Linked DNA regions of Homo sapiens: all the other regions are linked to region 3. A link is an interaction called in ENCODE POLR2A ChIA-PET data of the cell type or tissue named here. Cell type or tissue: HepG2. All regions are shown on one strand.

Region 1 (4,000 bases), 72 kb before region 3:
TGGAGTCTCGCTCTGTCGCCCAGGCTGGAGTCCAGGGGCGTTACCTCAGCCCACTGCAACCTCTGCCTCCCAAGTTCAAGTAATTCTCCTGCCTCAGCCTCCCAAGTAGCTGGGATTACAGGTATGTGTCACCACACCTGGCTAATTTTTGTGTTGTTAGTAGAGATGGGGTTTCACCATGTTGGCCAGACTGGTCTCGAACTCCTGACCTCAAGTAATCCCCCCTCCTCAGTCTACCAAAATGCTGAGATTACAGGTGTGAGCCACCGTGCTCAGCCTCCAGCTGTTATTTTTATTGACAAAGTTATGAAAATATTTGAGTGGGAAAGTGATTTGCACAGGCTCCATCAAGTTGACAAAACCAAGATCGGAACACAGGTCTTTTGGGGCCCCCAGCCTTCAGCAGACTTCCCCAGGAGTAGCAGTATTGCCTGCTTTTGGAAACCTCTTCTCCAAGAAGGGAATCCCTGAGCTTGGGCCAGTCTAGGAAGCACCCAGTTGAATCTACAGGCCTAGGACACATGAAAACCCTTTTACCAACCAACATCTGGAAAGGGACTCTGCAATGCCAGGGTAGAAGGAGCCTTATTCATGGAGCTTCATAGAGGCACTGGGTCTTATTTTCTTTGAGACGGAGTTTCACTCTTCTTGCCCAGGCTGGAGGGCAGTGGTGTGATCTCGGCTCACTGCAACCTCCGCCTCCCGGGTTCAAGCGATTTTCCTGCCTCAGCCTCCCGAGTAGCTGGGATTACGGGCATGCACCACCATGCCCAGCTAATTTTTGCATTTTTTTAGTAGAGATGGGGTTTCTCTATGTTGGTCAGGCTGGTCTCAAACTCCCGACATCAGGTCCTCCGTCTGCCTCAGCCTCCCAAAGTGCTGGGATTACAGGCATGAGCCACCCCCTCCGGCTTGGGTCTTATTTTCAATGGCCAGGCCTCTCATTAACGTGGCAGGAATGCAGCCTGTGCGGAGCTCCCAACAGTGCAGTTTGCCAGAAGTTGGCTGGGATTGTGCTGGGTTTCTCAAGGTTCCCCTCCTTGTTCACTCTCTTCAGACCCACCTTTGCCTGCAGCTGGCAAGCAGCTGATAGATCTCTATTTTGCTGTTGTGAGAATTCACCAAAAAGGCACTTCTAAAAGCCTCATGCAACTAGCAGGAGAAACATAGGTTTAGAGCCTTGCTCCTGCAGCTTCAAAAACAAGGAGGCAAAAATTGAGATTGAATATAGCACAGAGTGTGGGTGACACCAAACCACGGACTGAGTTGATAGGCTGCAGGGAAGGAAGTGAAAAGTTCACCTTGTCCTTCCGTCTAACAGAGGACTGCTGGTTTTGCAGAGGTTTGCTTTTTTTTTTTTTTCCATTCAATAAAAATAGCTCGGTGGGACAACATATTATAGCATTCGTGGAAATAAAAACTAGGAACCACATCATAGGATGTTCTGCTCCAAACTTGGCGCTGATCCCCCAGGCAGCTCCAAGTTCCCTCTGATTCAGGCAGCAGCGACGGAGGCCCTCCCCTGTCCCAGGTGGGACCCGGCCTTCAGAGAGGAAGGGAGGTGGTGGTATGAGGCATCAGCTGTTTCCTTTGCCTGTGGGCCAAGATCCTTGCCATGGCAGAAATACAACTTTGTCCCCAGTGTCTGCCTTCTGCACTGTAAAAAGCAAGTTTCCATCACAAAGGGTTGCGATTCAGGAAACCAGGGTTAGAGGCAAACGGGTCTTATTTGAAAATGGTAAAACCTGGCCAGGCCTTGGACTTCCTGCATTGGTTGCTCTCCTGGGACCTGGGACCAGCCCAGCAGGGTGGGGTGGGGCAGCAATGCAGGTTACAGGATGTGAAAGTGGGGACTGAGGTTAGGAAAAAGAATAAAAGGCTGTGACCAGAACACACCCAGCAGAGGCCATGTGCAGTTCTCTTCTTCAGGGTTTCCTGTGGGTACACTGAGAACATTGTGTTCTGGCTGAGAACTTATCCGGCGGAGCCTGCTGCATACGTGGCCCCTGGGTCCTAGTGCTGCCTCTTACCTAGCCTCAGGCCTGGCTCCCCTGCCTGCACCTGCGTGCAGCCCACTGTATGACCCAGGGAGGCTGTCTCCATTGTGTCCTCCTGCTGGGTGAGGCCCCCGGCCACCAGACTCCGAGCACTTAAGATTCTGACCCATCCCGCATTTCCAAAGCATCTTCAGCGTGCCGGGTGCCATCACACAGTCGCGTTTCATATCCCTCATAACAAAACATCCTTCAGATGACAAAACTGAGGTTCAGGGAAACTGAGAGGAACAACCAACATCAGTATTTATTTTTATTTATTTATTTTAGAAAGGGGGGTTTCACTTCCACCCAGGTTGGAATGCAGTGGTGCGTTCATAGCTCACTGCAGCTTCCAACTCCGGGCCTCAAGTGAACCTCAGCCTCCTGAGCAGCTGGGACTACAGGCACGCACCACCACCCCTGGCTCATTTTTGTATTTTTTGTAGAGACAGGGTCTCATTATGTTGCCCAGGCTGGTCTCGAACTCCTGGGCTCAAGCAACCCTCCCGCCTCGGCTACCCAAAATGTTGGGATTAAGACATAAGCCACTATGTGCCTGGCCTATGCCAGTATTTATTTATTTATTTATTTATTTATTTATTTATTTATTTATTTATTTATTTATTTTTGAAATGGAGTTTTGCTCTTGTTGCCCAGGCTGGAGTGCAGTGGCATGATCTCGGCTCACCGCAACCTCTGCCTCCCGGGTTTAAGCAGTTCTCCTGCTTTAGCCTCCCGAGTAGCTGGGATTATAGGCACCCACCACCACACCGGGCTAATTTTTGTATTTTTAGTAGAGACAGGGTTTCACCATGTTGGCCAGGCTGATCTTGAACACCTGACCTCAGGTGATCCACCTGCCTCAGCCTCCCAAAGTGCTGAGATGACAGGCGTGAGCCACCATGCCTGGCTGCCACTATTTATTAAAGGTTCTTGGATGCAGGTCTCATGTCACTTCGGGATAACTGATTTTGAGGCATTATTTCAAACTCTTGCAATGAATGTGAGCATTTTCTCTCAAAGTTTCTCTCCAGGTGATTTTGAGAATAGATGCTTTCTCTTTTTTATTTTTTGTTTGCTTGAGACAGGGTCTCATTCTGTCGCCCAGGCTGGAGTGTGCAGTGGCGTGATCTTGGCTCATTGCAGCTTCAACCTCCCTGGATCAATTGATCCTCCTGCCTCATCCTCCTGAGTAGCTGGGACTACAGGTTTGCACCACCAAGCCCCGCTAATTTTTTTTTTTTTTTTTTTTTTGAGACGGAGTCTCTTTCTGTCGCCCAGGCTGGAGTGCAGTGGTGCAATCTCGGCTCACTGCAACCTCCACCTCCCGGGCTCAAGCAGTTCTTCTGCCTCAGCCTCCCGAGTAGGTGAGACTACAGGCATGCGTCACCACGCCTGGCTAATTTTTGTATTTTTAGTAGAGACGGGGGTTTCACCATATTGGCCAGGCTGGTCTCGAACTCCTCACCTTGTGATCTGCCCGCCTTAGCCTCCCAAAGTGTTAGGATTACAGGCATAAGCCACCATGCGCAGCCAATTCTCTTATTTTGTTGTTGTTATTGTTGTAGAGACAGATCTCACTGTGTTGCCCAGGCTGGTATTGAACTCCTGGACTCAAGCCTTCCTCCCACCTCAGCCTCCCAAAGTGCTGGGATTACAAGGTGTGAGCCACCACACCTGGTTGGTACTTTCTTAATGATTCTCTGAAATAGATAAAAGCTCAGGCAGGTGGGCCCAGAGCTGTCCAGAGGAGCCTGAGCCTGAGTCCCGCCCTGGCCTGCTCAGAGCCAGGAGAGTCTGCCCTCTGCATGAACTCCCTCAACTGCTGATCTGCTGCCATAAGCCTCTATGCAGCAGCCACATCAGCCTCTGGATTCTTCTGTGCTGTGTAAGGTCCTGGAACTCAGAGGCATATGCTGGGTCCCATAGCCAAGGATCAGTGGGCCAGCAGAGGAGAGGGGACT
Region 2 (4,000 bases), 57 kb before region 3:
TTTGTTGGTTTGTTTCGTTTTTGTTTGAGATAGCGTCTCACTCTATCACCCAGGCTGGAGTGCAGTGGAACGATCTTGGCTCACCGCAACCTCCGCTTCCCGGGTTCAAGTGATTCTCCTGCCTCAGCCTCCCAGGTAGCTGGGATTACAGGTGCATGCCACCAAACCTGGGTAAATTTTGTATTTTTAGTAGAGACAGGGTTTCACTATGTTGGCCATGCTGGTCTCAAACTCCTGGCCTCAAGTGATCCACTCGCCTCAGCTTCCCAAATCATGTGCTGGAATTACAGGTGTGAGCCACTGCCCAGCCTAAGTCTTTTTTTTTTTTTTTTTTTTTTTTGAGACAGAGTCTTGCTTTTTGACCCAGGCTGGAGTGCAGTGGCACAATCTCAGCTCACTGTAACCTCAGCCCCCTGGGCTCAAGTGATTTTCCCACCTCAGCCTCCCAAGAAGCTGGGAATACAGATACACTCTACCATGTCCAGCTAACTTTTTGTCTCTTTAGTAGAGATGGGATTTCACCATGTTGGCCAGGCTGGTCTTGACCTCCTTGACTCAAGTGATCTGCCCACCTTGGCCTCCCAAAGTGCTGAGATTACAGGCATGAGCCACCATGCCCAGCCTCCAGTTGTTATTTTTATTAACAAAGTTATGAAAATCCTTTAGAACATGTGGAAAAAGACAAAAAGTTATAAGGCTGGGTGCAGTGCCTCACACCTGTAATCCCAGCACTTTGGGAGGCCGAGGTGAGCAGATCGCCTGAGGTCAGGAGTTCAAGACCAGCCTGGCCAACATGGTGAAACCCTGTCTTTACTAAAAATACAAATATTAGCCAGGCATGGTGGCGGGCACCTGTAATCCCAGCTACTTAGGAGGCGGAGGCAGGAGAATCGCTTAAATCCAGGAGACAGGTTGCAGTGAGCCACGATCGTGTCCAGCCTGGGCAACACAAGACTCCATCTCAAAATTAAAAAAAAAAAAAGTTATGAAAGCCCTAAAAAATATGGAAGTGTGTTTTTTTGTTTGTTTTGGTTTTTTTGAGACGGAATTTCACACTGTTGCCCAGGCTGGAGTCTAGTGGCGCGATCTAGGCTCACTGCAACCTCTACCTCCCGGGTTCAAGCGATTCTCCTGCCTCAGCCTCCCGAGTAGCTGGGATTACCGGCGCCCGCCAGCACGCACGGCTAACTTTTTCTATTTTTAGTAGAGATGGGGTTTTACTATTTTGGCCAGGCTGGTCTCAAACTCCTGACCTCATGATCCGCCTGCCTTGGCCTCCCAAAGTGCTGGGATTACAGGCGTGAGCCACCGTGCCAGGCCTGTGCAAGTGTTTTTAGAATCCTGAAGCGCTCCATAAGGGTCAATGATCTTTGTGAGGAGGCTGGTGCGGTGGTTCACGCCTGTAATCCCAGCACTTTGGGAGGCTGAAGGGGGCAGATCACCTGAGGTCAAGAGTTTGAGACCAGCCTGGCCAACGTAGTGAAACCCTGTCTCTGTTGAAAATACAAAAATAAACCGGGCGTGGTAGTGCATTCCTGTAATCTCAGCTACTCGGGAGGCTGAGGCAGGTGAATCCCTTGAAGCCGGGAGGCAGAGGTTGCAGTAAGCTGAGATTGCACCACTTGTACTCCAGCCTGGGTGACAGAGTGAGACTCCACCTCAAAAAAAAAAAAAGATCTTTGTGAAGAGATGGCAAATTGCCAGGTGGGCTGGCAGCTTCCATTTCCTGCCAGCCCAGGTGTTCCAGAGAAAGGCTCAGCATGCAGACCTGGGCAGCTGCCTTTTGCCTAGACTTGAGTTTCCCAAGCCTTTGACTATTAAGGCCACTGGAGATAAAATGCACTTCTGAGTGAGGTTAGAGGCATCGCAGAAGGGTGATGAAGGAGACCAAAGCCAGGGAGAAGAAAGTTCCAGAGGATTGAGTGGGGCCTAACTGCCAGGAGAGAGGGAGATCCTGGAACCTCCTAAGGCTCCCTGCCCTGTCAGTTCCTTGTCCATAAAGTGGGGGAGGTTGGGGGCTGGAAGGAGTACTCTCTTAGGACCTGCTTATCTTAACATTAAAAGATTTTAGCCGGGCATGGTAGCTCATGCCTGTAATCCCAGCACTTTGGGAGGCTGAGGCGGGCAGATCACCTGAGGTTGGGAGTTTGAGACCAGGCTGACCAACATGGAGAAACCCCATCTCTACTAAAAATACAAAAAAGTTAGCCAGGTGTGGTGGCACATGCCTGTAATCCCAGCTACTCAGGAGGCTGAGGCAGGAGAATCGCTTGAACCTGGGAGGCGGAGGTTGCGGTGAGCCAAGATTGCGCCATTGCACTCCAGCCTGGGCGACAAGAGCGAAACTCCATCTCAAAAGAAAAGAAAAAAAGAAAGATTTTAAGGTTCATTCTACTGACAGAAGAATCCTGACAGTGAGAAGGCTGACCCTTCTCTCTGCTGATCTAGCTCTACTCACCCCAGCCCTTTGGGAAACGCAGAGGCTAGACAGGTCCTCCTGGTCTCCTTTCTTCTCTAGAAGGAAAAACAACAACAATAGAGTGAGCTCATTTTGCTGTCCAGACAAATGATGAGCCTGGGTTTGGGCTTTCCCAACTGTGGCAGGTCCTGATCATCTCTGTCATCCCCTGTCATATACTCCCTAGGCTGGTGGAAAAACCCCCATCCCTGCTTCCCCCTTTGTTATATGGATATCAACAATATTTCCATATTGTAAACCAATTGGAAGCCCTCAAAAGGCAAAAGCACTGAAATGGCTGAAATGCCTATTTCTACCTTCTCTGGCAGGCCTCCTGCAGAGAGTCCTATGGGCTAGGACTGGGGTTTGGGGGAAAGCAGCTCCATGGAATGTATTATATCTTTCTCCTTTGCTATGATCCTTGTAGAGGTTGAAGAGGTCTTTGAGATTCTCTAGTTCCGTGTTTTCAAAACTGAGGTATGAAGGCCGGGCTTGGTTACTCACGCTTGTAATCCCAGCACTTTGGGAGGCCGAGGCAGGCAGATTACTTGAGGCTAGGAGATAGAGACCAGCCTGGCCAACATGGCAAAACCCCGTCTCTACTAAAAATAAAAAAATTAGCCAGGCGTGGTGGCGCATGCCTGTAATCCCAGCTACCCGTGAGGCTGCGGCAGGAGAATCTCTTGAACCTGGGAGGCAGAGGTTGCAGTGAGCTGAGATATCGGCACTGCACTCCAGCCAGGAGGACAGAGCGAGACTCTGTCTCAAAAAAGAAAAAAAAAGTTTTTTTCTTTTTTTGGAGGGAGAAATTAAGTAATTTAACTAGTAAGTAATCTAAACATTTGCTACTGAAATTAACACAGATAAAATATATAATAAAATGCAAAATTGTGTTATTTGTAATAAAAATTCTGGGCTTCAAAGACATGGTATGCTTCCTGGGGGCTGCTTCTGGGCCACAGCCCAGACTCCGATCCATCCTTAGTGGCCAAACAGCCTGCAACTAAGGTCTGCTGACTCCTATCCTCTCACTCCACAGGGCCTGAGCTAGCCGAGGTTTAAGAGACTCACTAGAGAGAGGGGGTTGCCTAGCCCTCCCTGCACTTCATTGCTTTCTCTCCTCATAAGGATTCAGAACCTAGGATTGGAGAGGGATCTTAGTAATGGCTGGCAGAAACCTGGCCTCTAAGTGGATGGGATTCCTTACTGACAGTCAGTGGGACAGGTGAGGAGAAAAGAGACAGTGCCGGAGTCAGAAGGACGAGGTTCCAGGCCTGGCTGGGTCCCTAGGACAACTCATTTGACCACGCGGGCTGGAGACGGGTGGGCTGCATGAAGTCTGGTAGGCTGTCTGTGCCTTTGCTACTGCTGGGATACAGAGGTCTGCCAGAATCCTCAGGCTACTCTCTCAGCTCTCAAAACCCTTATCCCTTGGCATGGGTGGTTTATCAACCTAGCCCTTTGTGGGGTTCCCACTGCCCTGCCCTCTCCCCAGAGGAAATGACTTCTTGGGAAACCTAGGACCCCAGGCAGAACCAGGCA
Region 3 (4,000 bases):
CAGCCTTCAGCTCCAGCCCTAAACCTGTCCCCTTTCACCTGGAGATTCTTTCTGGCAGGCACTCAAAGCAGGTAGGTGAGAAAATGCCTTTTTTTTTTTTTTTTTTTGAGACCAGTCTAGCTATGTCACCCAGGCTGGAATGCAGTGGCAAGATCGTAGCTCACTGCAGCCTTGACCTCCTGGGCTAAAGGGGTCCTCCCGCCTCAGCCTACGGAGTAGCTGGGACTGAAGACTTGAAAATTAAATAAATTGCATTCTTGAAAATGCATGTTAACACGAATTTGTGGAGCACTTACTTACTAGTGCCAACTACGGTACCTGGCCTGGGAAATAGACCTGCCCCGGGAGGTAGACCTCCCCGAGGGCACTCCCAGTCCTGGAGCCCCCAAACTTCTTGAACTACAGAAATTCCCCTAGGACTCCCCTCCCCTGCCCCCCACTCCCCAAGTTGCTGAAAATCATGAGTAACAAAGCGGCCAGGAGTTTCCTGTCTTGCTGAGCTGGCTTACTCAATTTCCCTCGTTTGTCCGCTCAGACCAGACGGGGCAAAGGGCAGCCATCAAAGGTGTCTGGGACGAGCCCGGCGGGGTAATGGGCCGCTAGGGACTCAGTCTGGCCCGGGTCTCAGCCGGGGCAGAAGGCAGCCGGGCGAGGGCCGCGGGTGGGGGGCAGGGGGCCGGGGACAAGCAGCCCCGCCCAGGCCGGCGCGCTGTGTGCACAACGTGCAGGGCTGCGAAAGCGGATGCGGCCTGATGGGGCAATCGCTGGCAACGCGCCGCGGGTTGTCAGCGGGCGCTGGGGGGTGGGAGCCCGGCGCCGGCGGGCCCTGCCTCCAGCATTGGCCCCGCCCCCAGTTCCGCAGTCGTGGCTGGGTTTCGGGGAGGGCGCCCGGTGCGGGGGGCGCCCAGGGCCTGCGCACACGGGTAGGCCCGCGTGCCCAAGCCCCCTTGCAGCCCAGGCGCCCTGGCTCATTATCCATCCCGGCCACTGGCGTTCGGTTCCGCTCCTGTCGCACCACCCCCTCACTGCTCTGACAGATACCAGGAGCTGGTGCCAACCCGCAGACACACCTGGGCAGCCCCACGTGGGTATCGCACGCGCAGGGGCACATCTGCCCTGCCGGGTTTGGAGAGCAGTTGCAAGTCAGCCCCTGGAATGTGGTCCCGTGCCGGCTGGAGCAAGAACTGTGTAACCTCTCTGAGCCTCAGATAACTCATCTGTTAAATGGGGAGGATGATAGCATCACTGGGTTGTTGTCAGGATGAAATAAGATAGAGGCTATAGGGGCGGGTGTGGTGGCTCACTCCTGTAATACCAGCACTTTGGGAGGCCAAGGTGGGAGGATCCCTTGAGCCCAGGAAGTCAAGGCTGCAGTGAGCCAAGATCACGCCACTGCACTCCAGCCTGTGCGACAGTGTGAGACCTGGTCTCAAAAAAAAAAAAAAAAGGCTACAAAGTGTTATATCAGAGTCACTAGCACTCACCCAGTAAGTGATAGCCATGAAGATTCTTAAAGAGAAGGGAACTGGGAGCTACAAAGCCAGCTGGGCTCACAGGCTGCAACTGGGGCATGTCTGGGTTTCCGGCTTCTTTTTTCCTTCCCTGTATCATATTTATTTTTTCCTCAATATCACCCCTCATCTTTCACCCAGGGCCTGCAATATTCCTTCGTTCATTTGACACACATCGGTTGATATTTGTGCCTGCTGTGAGGCATTAAAAACTGCTTATCTGGCTGTGTGGCACCCGGGAACTTTCCCCAGGCCACACCAGCTACACCTGTGGCCTCCTCAGCCTGGGTTGCTGCCCTGAGTCACTGGAGTAGGTCACTTCCTCTCTCAGTCCCTCCATCTGTGCAATAGGGATAAGAGGCCTGGCTTCTCTCTAGTCTCCTGGGACTGTCAGGGGATGAGTCAGATAACGGTGGGGAAGGCGCAGAGAGGCAGAAAGCAGCTCTTACTAGAGCGGGGCCCATCTGGCTGATGCAAGGCTTGCACTTTGCATGTAACCCCAGCCGGTACAAACAGGGATGGCTCCGGGAAGCGTGAGGAGCAGGGGGAGCAGAGAAGTCCCCAACCCTACCCGACAGCCGGGGTGTGGGATCCAGACTGGCAGCTTAGGAGTCTGAGCAGCTGGGGCTCTGTCCAGGCTCTGCTTCCCCAGCTCTGCGAGCATGACAGCAGGTTCCTGACCCCTCTGATCCGGCTGCCTTTTCTGTCACTCAGGGGTTGCAGTACCTCCCTCACCTAGCTGAAGTTGGAAGTGAAGGTGGTAACTCCCAGAGGGAGTGGAGCCCTTCCGTGTTTCTGGGAGGGGTCTGAGGGCTGGCCGGGGGGGTCCGGGTGGGGGAGGTGGGACCAGACAGGAGGAAGGCAGCCCTGGCCAAAGGCTCAGCATATTCCATAGTCACCTCAGGCAGGGGGTTCTAGGGGCTCCTCCCAAAAGAGTCAGAGACCCCTGCACCCTCAGCCGACCCCAGGCATGACAGACCCCGCCTCATCCCACAGTGCACAAGGAGATCACACTCAGATCTGGGCCCCAGTCTGGCGTCTGCCCCAGGCCAGCTGCATGACCTTGGGCAGGTGATTGAATGTTTTTGGGTCTCCATTTTTCCACTTGTGAAATGGGGATAGCGATGCCTACTTTGTAAAGCTGTTGTGAGGCTGGGGGAAAATGAGAACGATATCAAGTGTTCACAGTAGAGGCCAGCACTGTTGTGAGCGGCAGCTCCTCTCCCTCCCCTCCCCTCCCCCTTTCCCTATCACAGGTGGGGCCAGGTGGAATGTCACAGTAAGTCCTTGGGATAGAAAGGTCTACTGACATATTCAAAGTGCCCCCGCCCCCAAGGTTTCTAGCCTGATACCATAAGCTTTGATGGCAAGAGCTCTGTTTGCTTGGGGACTTTATATGCATGATTGTATTTGACATATGACGAGGGCCATACGTGGCATCCATTATATAGATGGAAGCGGAGGCAGGAGAAGTCAAATAGCTTGTCTGGTCACATGGCTAGAAAGGGTGAGTGCCAGGATTTGAAACCAGGTCTTCCGGACTCCAGCTCATCCACCACACACCCCCTGCCTGCCTCTTGCTTTTGCCCTGGGTGTTCTCCTCTTTCCTGAGTGGCCTCTTATGATGTGGAGTCCCCGAGGCCAGGGACGGTCATGAGCATGGCTTCCTTGTCTTCCAGGGTGTGGCTCAAGCACACAGTGGGTCCTCAGTCCACCCTGCTGACCAGGGAGATGAGTCCTGGCATGAGGGAGATGACTCATGAAGCCGGGCTGGGCGAGGGTACGTGCCTGTGTCTCTGTGTGCGTGCATCTGTGTGCGTGCACAGGGAGGGGAATGAACGAGTACTGTCTGCTGGAGGCCTTCTCTCTCCAAGCTCCTACCCCATCCGGCGCTGCTCCTGAGACTCAGCCTTCAAGGGGGCTCTGAGCCTGAGAAGCAAGGGTGGGGGAGGTCTTGGCCATCTCCCTCCCTGGCCTAACGCAGGGCCTGGTGGGGGCTGTGGCTGATGGCGGTTCCATGGGAAGCCAGGTCCTCCCTGGTCCAAGGGGAAGCTCTTCGGGCATCTTCCACCAGTCTAGGCCCTGCTATTTTTAGATGCTGTCCCCTCCCCAACCCTCCCCTCCCCATCACATACCAGCTGAGGGAGGAAGTGACTCACCTCAAGCCCAGACAGGTAGAGGCAGCCTCAGTGGGCCCCGGGCAGGCCTGGTTCCTACGCTGGGGTTGCCTTCCTGGGATCACCTCAGGCCTGCCCCAACCTGGGGACAACACAGGGCTGGGATGGAGCCCAGGGCCTTTCTTGGGCTCCTCCATTCTCCATCTCACAGGACCTAACAGGCCTGGGTCTCTGATGGACTGTGGAGCCTCTGCTCAACTCAGCAGACCTCATCAGGCCTCGGACTGCACTGTGGGCCTGTGGCCGGCCTCAGCCCAGTCTGAGGGAGCCAGACAGGCGAAGGGGACTGCCTGTGGCCCCACCCTGTCTTTG
Region 4 (4,000 bases), 290 kb before region 3:
TTGTTTTTAAAAAATAATAGACATGGGGTCTCCCTATGTTGCCCAGGCTGGTCTCTAACTCCTGGGCTCAAGCAGTCCTCCCACCTGAACCTCCCAAAGTACTGAGATTACAGGCCTGAGCCACTATCCCAGCCTACCAACCAATGTTCTGAAATGGTTGTACAAATGACATTCCTGCCAGTTGCATATTTGAATGCCTATTTCACAGTTCCTGCACTAGTACAGGAGGCAAGGGAGTATACGCTTTCTGTCCCCCAGCCATGCCCTTTGAACCACTCTGGACTTGAGCTGCAGCTGGGCAGTCTCTCCTGTCCCCACTCACAGCTTCCCCCTCTCAGGTGCCAGTAACATCTCCCAATTTCCTGACCCCAGACTTTCTCCAAAGCTCCAGAAGCTTACTCAGCTCTCATGCAGGTGAAGTGTGGCAAGGAGTTAGTGCCCCAAGGAGACGAGAGATGCTGAAACACACCTGGGTGTTTTTTATTTGTTTGTATTGGTTTTTTTCCCTTTTATTTTCAATTGACATATAATAATTGTATATATTTATGGGATACAGAGTGGTGTTTTGATAAGTGTTGGTTTTGGTAGTGATTTATAAAAGAGGAATAACTGAGTCAACTGGAGCTATTTTTGAGGATAGAGGTGAGGACCAGATAATAACAAAATAACAATAGCAATTATTTGTTTAACACCTACTCTGTACCAGATACTGTTTCGCTGTTGACGTAAAACAATCTTGGCCAGGCGTGGTGGCTCACGTCTGTAATCCCAGCACTTTGGGAGGCTGAGGTGGGCGGATCACCTAAGGTCAGGAGTTCAGCCTGGCCAACATGGTGAAACCCCGTCTCTACTAAAATACAAAAATTAGCCCAACCTGGTGGTGCTCACCTGTAATCCCAGCTACTCGGGAGGCTGAGGCAGGAGAATCACTTGAACCCGGGAGGCAGAGGTTGCAGTGAGCCGAGATTGCGTCATTGTATTCCAGCCTGTGCAACAGAGCGGGACTCCTTCTCAAAAAAAGCAAAACAAAACAGAAACTAAACAAAAATAAAACAATCTCTCAGCAACTCTGCAAACTAGATTATTTTATTATTCCCACTTTGCAGATGAGGAAACCAGGGCTTGGAGGTGTAAAGTAACTTGCTCAAGGTCTTGAAGTTATGAGGCTGAAGCAATACGGCTTGAACAAAGACTGAGCCCCACCTCGTCTGAGGTGGCGGAATATGAGGAACATGGTCTTAGGAGGGAGGAAAGAGTGGATGATCCGAAATGAATCCCAGTTTCCCCTACAAAATATGAGGGTCATGTGCAGGGAACCCTGACCAGTCCTCCTGTGAGTGTGTGTGTGTGTGTGTGTGTGTGTGTGTGTGTGTATTAGGATGGATGGGACAAAGTGATACATTACAAAAAGCCGGGAGAAGGAGCTTGGTCCAATGCTAACCGGCGCCATGGGAGTGAGGCTCCTATCTTCCTACAGAGAGTGGGAGCAGGGGCCCTATCTTCGGGGCTTGGCTGGAACAAACAGTTCTGGCGGCAGCCTTGTGTTTGTTCTCTCGGGCAGGCAGCTTAAGGGGAGGCAGGGTCATCCTGGACTGCGGCCTTGAGCTGTTGCAAACACTGCCTCACCTCCCGCCTCACCCCACGCAGTGCTGGAACTCTGGGCAGGGGGACAATGGTGGGTCTGTGAGGGTGTCAGGTTGTCAGGAACAAGGCTGGTGGCTTTGAGCAAGTTGTGCAACCCCTTCCAGCCCCAGGTACTCATCCTTCCAGTGGAGGATGTCACGGCTGCCTTCACAGGAGATGGAAAGATCAGCCCCTCTCCCAGCTTCTTGTGGTTCATTTGCCTGACTCTCCTGAGCCTCCGCTCAACTCCTCCCCATTTCCTTCTTCTCCCAGTTTTTTTGTTTTTGTTTTTTTTGTTTTGGGGGTTTTTTGTGATGGAGTCTCACTCTGTCGCCCAGGCTGAAGTGTAGTGGCGCAATCTCGGCTCATTGCAGCCTCCGCCTCCCGAGTTCAAGCAATTCTCGGGCGTCAGCCTCCCAAGCAGCTGGAAATAGAGGTGCCCACCACCACACCTGGCTAACTTTTTTTTTAATCTGAAAAGCCAGTAAAAATGCTGAGAGGTCCCTCTGCTACCAAGGTATGTGGGCACGTGGAAGGGGTCAGCTGCCTTGTCCAGATGCTGAGGGGCTGGTAGAGAGAAACATCAGCAGATGGGAGGGCTGCTACTGTCCCACAGAGAAGGGCCAGCTTGAAGCCATGGGCTTAGGGACCCAATGTTTGGGCTGACTGTTGTTAAGAACACAGTTTTGACGTTCCCCTGAGCTGAGTTCCCGTCCCGGCTCACAGTGCTTCCCTGGCTGGGCAACCTGGGGCTTGTGATTGTCCCTTTCACAGCCTCAGTTTTCTCAGCCCTGAACGTTGTGAATGTTGTGAGATTTGAATGAGATAATGCAGACAGAGCTTAAAAAGAGGCCGGATGCAGCAGCTCGCACCTGTAATCCCAGCACTTTGGGAGGCCGAGGCAGGAGGATCATTTGAGGACAGGAGCTGGAGACTAACCTGGGCAACCTAGCGAGATCCCATTTCTATGGAAAATTTAAAAATTAGCCCGGCGTGGTGGCATATGCCTGTAGTCCCAGCTACTTAGGAGGCTGAATCGGGAGGATCACTTGAGCCCAGAACATCGAGGCTGCAGTGAGCTGAGATGTAGCCACTGCACTCCAGCCTGGGCAACAGAGTGGTACCTTGACTCCAAAAAAAGGCGGACAGGAGGGCTTAGAAAAGAGCTTGGCATGTAGAAAGCCCTCCAAATGTTAATTTATAATTATGGCAGGGATGAATTTCAAAATCATAAAGTGCTCACAGACAACAAGCTGCCTTGTCCACAGAGATGGCTGCAATTCCTCTGGAATACTGGGGGAGGGTGAACAGTGATGACTAAATCCCCCTCCTCTCAGGCCCCAGGACTCCAGGGCAGCACTCTTCTTAGCCCTGGGTGTGTGGGGGGGTAAAGCATGGGACCCTCCTTCCAGTCCCCACTGCCAGCCTCCCTGGCCCCCCAACACCCTGTCCTGCTCTGTGCCAGGAGGCTGCTCACAACCCCCGGAGCACCTTATTCCTGTGACTGGGCCGAAAGACGAGGCTGGGCGCAAGCCCGGAGCCCAGTGATGTGTCACACGTGAATCTGTCACATGTGAAGACACAGAAACAGCCCCTTGGCTGTTACTAAAGGGAAAAGAGGCCAGCAAGGTGACTCACACCTGTAATTCCAGTGTCAGAGGCATGTGAACCAGAGCAGCTCCATCTTGAATAGAAGCTGGGTAAAATGAGGCTGAAACCCACTGGGCTGCATTTCCGGATAGTTAAGACATTCTAAGTCACAGGATGAGACAGGAGGTCAGCACAAAATGCTGGTCATAAAGACCTAGCTGATGAAACAGCTTGCAGTAAAGAAGCCACTAAATCCTACCAAAACCAAGATGGTGACGAGAGTGACCTCTGGTCATCCTCACTGCTACACTCCCACCAGCGCCATGACAGTTTACAGATGCCATGGCAACATCAGGAAGTTACCCTATATGGTCTAAAAAGGGGAGGCATGAATAATCCACCCCTTTTTTTTTTAGCATATCATCAATAAATAACCATAAAAATGGGCAAACAGCAGTTCTCAGGGCTGCTCTGTCTATGGAGTAGCCATTCTTTTATTCCTTTACTTTCTTAATAAACCTGCTTTCACTGCACCGCAGACTTGCCCTGAATTCTTTCTTGCACGAGATCCAAGAACCCTCTCTTGGGACATGGGGTGGGGACCCCTTTCCTGTAACATTGGCACTTTGGGAGGTCAAAGTAGAAGGATAGTTGGAGCCCAGGAGTTTGAGACCAGCCCTAGCAACATAGCAAGACCCCATTTCTACAAAGAAATTAAAAAATGTATTAGCTGGGAGTGGTGGCATGAACCTGTAGTCCCAGGTACCCAGGAGGCTGAGGCAGGAGG
Region 5 (4,000 bases), 65 kb before region 3:
CTCGTGGGTTTCCAGGCTAGTCCGCAGAAGCCTGGTTCATCCACAACCGTACTGAAACATAGAATTAATTCCGGCTATACCCTGGGTGAGCTAGGCCATTATGGCAGCCAAACCACCACTTACAGCATAATTTCTATGGGAGAATGTGTTCTGAGCTCCAAGCAACCAAATTATAAGCGGGACATAGGCACACCCAGGCTCGAATCCCAGTTTTTTTTGTTCGTTTGTTTTGTTTTGTTTTTGAGATAGCGTTTCACTCTTGTCACCCAGGTTGGAGTGCAGTGGTGCAAATTTGGCTCACTGCAACCTCTGTCTCCCGGGTTCAAGCGATTTCCCTGCCTCAGCCTCTCAAGTAGCTGGGATTACAGGCGTGTGCCACCATGTCCAGCTAATTTTTGTATTTTTTTAGTAGAGACAGGGTTTAGTATTTTTAGCAGAAACAGGGTTTCACCATGTTGGCCAGGCTGGTCTCGAACTCCTGACCTCAGTTGATCTGCCCGCCTTGGCCTCCCAAAGTGCTGCAATTACAGGCATGAGCCACCGCACCCGGCCTCGAATCCCAGTATTATCACTTCCTAACGATGTGATCATGCGCAAGGCACCAGCCTCAGTTTCTTGCTTTGTAAAAAAACAAAACAAAAAAAAAAAAAACACCGCCTTTAGCCCAGGCATTGAGGCTCATGCCTGTAATCCCAACTGTTTGGGAGACCAAGGCAGGAGGAGTTCAAAACCAGCCTGGTCAACATAGAGAGACCCCATCTGTACAAAAGAAAAATTTTAAAATTTAGCTAGGCATGGTGGCACATGCCTGTAGTCGCAGCTACTCAGGAGGCTGAGGCAAAGGATCACTTCAGTCCAGGAGCTTGAGGCTGCAGTGAGCTATGATCATGCCACTGCACTTCAGCGTGGGTGACAGAGCAAGACTGTCAAAAAAAAAAAAAAAAACCAGAATACCTCTTCTAGAAGGTTCTAGTGTATAATAAATAGACACCTGTGAAAAGGCCTCAGCTGCTCCTGGCACACAGGGGCTTTTGCAGAGAGGCCCTGGAGACAAGACCCAGGCAGAGTCCCTCTGAGCGACTTATCCAGCTTTGCATAGGGGCATTACCACTGGACTTGGGCTCAGAGCAAGTGTTTATGAGATAAATGAGGTGCCGTCTCAGAATCACAGAGCACTCCTCTACCTTTGACCTTCTGCAGGCTTTCACTGGCTTCTAAGAGCCAAGAACCTTCTCCGCCCCCACCCAGCTCTCTCTCCCCTGCAATCTCTCCATGAACAGCATTGTTTTAGCTTCCTCTGCTCTGGGTCCTGGGAAGGGGCTTGGCCTCCAGAAGGGGCCAGATGCCCTGGCCTCTCACCCCAGGCCTGGAAGTTAGCCTGGCCTGCTAGCGGGCAGCCCAAAAGAGCCAGCAGAGAACCAGGGCACGCTCCCAGGAACACCAGGGCTGGTAGCAAGCCGACCTCCTCCCGCGGAGGCTGGGGTTTGGCCCCTCCTTCATCTGTTTGTTTCCCTGCTGCAGCCAGAACGGTCTGTACCCGAAGGATGGTGCTAACGGCCAAGGAATCCGTAGGGTCCTAAAGTTCGACCTACTTCCTTTCCTTGCCCTTGTTCCCCAAATTCAGGGTTTCCTGGCCATGGGCTTGTTGTCCCTTGCCTAGGGTCACTGGCACTGTGGAGATCAATCACCTTGAGTGAGGCCCCCTACACGGCACTGTGCTTCCCCCGGTCCACCCCCCAGGTGCCATGGCCCTGTAGCCTCCTCCCTGGTTCCAGTCCTGTCCATCTGTCAATAGGCCTCCCTCCCTGGCACTGCTCACTGGGTCTCAGTTGTCCAGCCCCCACCCCACCTCCTTACCCATCACCCCCAATCCTGCCATAGCAAAAAAAAAATTCTTGTGAAAAGAATATAAGCTCATGGTAAAAATCTACCAGTGTAAAAGGTGTAGAAAGAAAAAGTAGGCTGGGCACGGTGTCTCACGCCCATAATCCTAGCACTTGGGGAGGCTGAGGTGGGCAGATCACCTGAGGTCAGGGGTTCGAGACTAGCCTAGCCAACATGGCAAAACCCCATCTCTACTAAAAATACAAAAATTAGCCGGGTGTGGTGGCACAAGCCTGTAATTCCAGCTACTTGGGAGACTGAGGCAGGTGAATCGCTTGAACCCAGGAGGCAGAGGTTGCAGTGAGCCGAGATCACGCCACTGCACTCCAACCTGGGCAACAGAGTGAGACTCTCTCTGTCTTAAAAAAAAGAAAAAAAAGAAAAAGAAAAAACTTTTTTATCCCTCTTCAACAGCTTCTCCAGCATCCTTCTAGATGTTTTCTCAGCATGTTTAAAAGTGTGTATCTGCAGAGGAGTGTCCTCTTTTGTCTCCCCTCAGCCTGGGATTATACTGTACAAATTGTTCTGCAACCTGTTCCTGTCACCTCACAGCAGATCTTGGACATCTTTCCAAAATCTACCTCCCTCTTTTTAACACCCACATAATTTCCCATGATTGGGATGTACTGTAATTTATTTAACTGTTTTCCTACCAGAGACACTTAGGTGGTTTTCAGTTTTTGCAATCATGACCTAATTGTTTCCCTGCCTTAGGTCTCCAACCTCCAATCTGCCCTCCACACCACTGCTAGATTCCAATCCCCAATCTGATTTGTCATCCCCAGTATAAACCTCTTCCTGGTGGTAGGGTTATTCACTAGGTGTCTATTGCCCCCATATACCTTAAGCTGCTCAAGACCAGGTGTTGCCTTGGAGCTCCTGGCAAGGAACTCTCCAGACACGTCAACTCAGCACTTTCTGAGCCAGTCTCAGCACTGCCCTGGGGAAATGTATGGAGGTTCGCAGGCCATACGGATACTCATTCTTTTTTTTTTTTTTTTTTTTTTGAGACACAGTCTCACTCTCTCACCCAGGCTGGAGTGCAGTGGAACGATCTTGGCTCACCGCAACCTCTGCCTCCCAGGTTGAAGCGATTCTCCTGCCTCAGCCTCCCAAGTAACTGGGATTACAGGTGTGCACCACCACGCCCAGATAATTTTTGTATTTTTTTAGTAGAGACAGGGTTTTGCCATGTTGGCCAGGCTGGTCTTGAACTCCTGACCTCAGGTGATTCACCCACCTCTGCCTCCCAAAGTGCTGGGATTACAGGTGTGAGCCACCACGCCTGGCCTCATTCTTTTTTTTTTTTTTCATATATTATTATTGGAAACTCTGTGGGCTGGGCTTTTTGTGCAGGGCACCAGGAGATCCAGGACAAAATAGATACAAACCCTGGCCTCTTAGAGCTTGCAGTGTATTGGGAAAGTCAGGCATTGGACATCCACAGAGATAGATGAATGAATGATTACAAAGGGAATTAGTGGTTTGAAAGGAAACAGCAGGAGAGAAGAAGGGATTGCAGGCAACCGGGGAAGCCCCCTCTGAAGAGGTAACAAGCTGCAGTGGAGAGATACCAGCAGACTGTGGGATCTGGTTCCCACACTGGAACCAGATTCTGGACACTTCCCCTTTATTCTCCTCAAATGTACAAGAAGGGGAATCCCCCTTTCAGTTTTAACTTTCTGTGACAATAATAAGTGCTGGCTGAGTTCAGAGGGAGTAGAGTTCCCCACCGCCTGGGAGGGGTCAGGGAGATTTCTTGCTGATTCCACACTGACCTTGAGTCACATGTGGGCTCCAGTTCCATTCAATTCTGGGTCAAACACTTGTTGAGTATATACTGTATATATCCCAACACTGGGACAGGGGTGTGTGTGGGTGTGTTGGGGGGAATTATAGTGGTGGTGGCAGAGGGTATTTAAAGATTTATATAAGACAGCTGGGTGCGGTGGCTCATGACTGTAATCCCAGCACTTTGGGAGGCTGAGGTAGTTGGATTATTAGGGACCAGGAGCTTGAGACCAGCTTGGCCAACATGGTGAAACCCCTGTCTCTACTAAAAATACAAAAATTAGATGGGCATGGTGGCACGTGCCTGTAATTCCAGCTACTCGGG

What was found. Peaks named below come from ENCODE experiments on the same cell type or tissue, not always from the same donor. Only the 100,000 strongest peaks of a DNase experiment are listed, where the experiment ranks them.
Region 1: POLR2A ChIA-PET joins it to region 3 with 13 read pairs; 27 of 35 experiments call an interaction of 5 or more read pairs at or near these places.
Region 2: POLR2A ChIA-PET joins it to region 3 with 11 read pairs; 35 of 35 experiments call an interaction of 5 or more read pairs at or near these places.
Region 4: POLR2A ChIA-PET joins it to region 3 with 10 read pairs; 8 of 35 experiments call an interaction of 5 or more read pairs at or near these places.
Region 5: POLR2A ChIA-PET joins it to region 3 with 20 read pairs; 31 of 35 experiments call an interaction of 5 or more read pairs at or near these places.

What each region holds. Positions count from the first base shown.
Region 1 is chr10:72,247,033-72,251,032 of GRCh38, forward strand. No RefSeq gene overlaps it. Among named protein-coding and RNA genes, the nearest start is that of DDIT4-AS1, 25 kb to the right of the region's middle. RefSeq lists enhancers at 868-1,435, 1,436-2,004, 2,005-2,571, 2,040-2,139. In HepG2, no CTCF peak of the experiment used is centred here; DNase peaks (open chromatin) are centred at 1,939 and 3,871; H3K4me3 peaks cover 1,138 bases.
Region 2 is chr10:72,262,129-72,266,128 of GRCh38, forward strand. No RefSeq gene overlaps it. Among named protein-coding and RNA genes, the nearest start is that of DDIT4-AS1, 9.6 kb to the right of the region's middle. In HepG2, no CTCF peak of the experiment used is centred here; a DNase peak (open chromatin) is centred at 1,663.
Region 3 is chr10:72,319,004-72,323,003 of GRCh38, forward strand. No RefSeq gene overlaps it. Among named protein-coding and RNA genes, the nearest start is that of DNAJB12, 34 kb to the right of the region's middle. RefSeq lists enhancers at 82-131, 1,768-2,062, 1,812-2,231, 2,665-3,864, 3,827-3,876 and silencers at 482-1,041, 3,528-3,822. In HepG2, no CTCF peak of the experiment used is centred here; DNase peaks (open chromatin) are centred at 141, 628, 1,154 and 1,918; H3K4me3 peaks cover 2,367 bases.
Region 4 is chr10:72,029,370-72,033,369 of GRCh38, forward strand. No RefSeq gene overlaps it. Among named protein-coding and RNA genes, the nearest start is that of SPOCK2, 57 kb to the right of the region's middle. In HepG2, no CTCF peak of the experiment used is centred here; DNase peaks (open chromatin) are centred at 222 and 1,612; H3K4me3 peaks cover 1,942 bases.
Region 5 is chr10:72,253,747-72,257,746 of GRCh38, forward strand. No RefSeq gene overlaps it. Among named protein-coding and RNA genes, the nearest start is that of DDIT4-AS1, 18 kb to the right of the region's middle. RefSeq lists enhancers at 1,259-1,498, 1,385-1,679. In HepG2, no CTCF peak of the experiment used is centred here; a DNase peak (open chromatin) is centred at 1,516; H3K4me3 peaks cover 748 bases.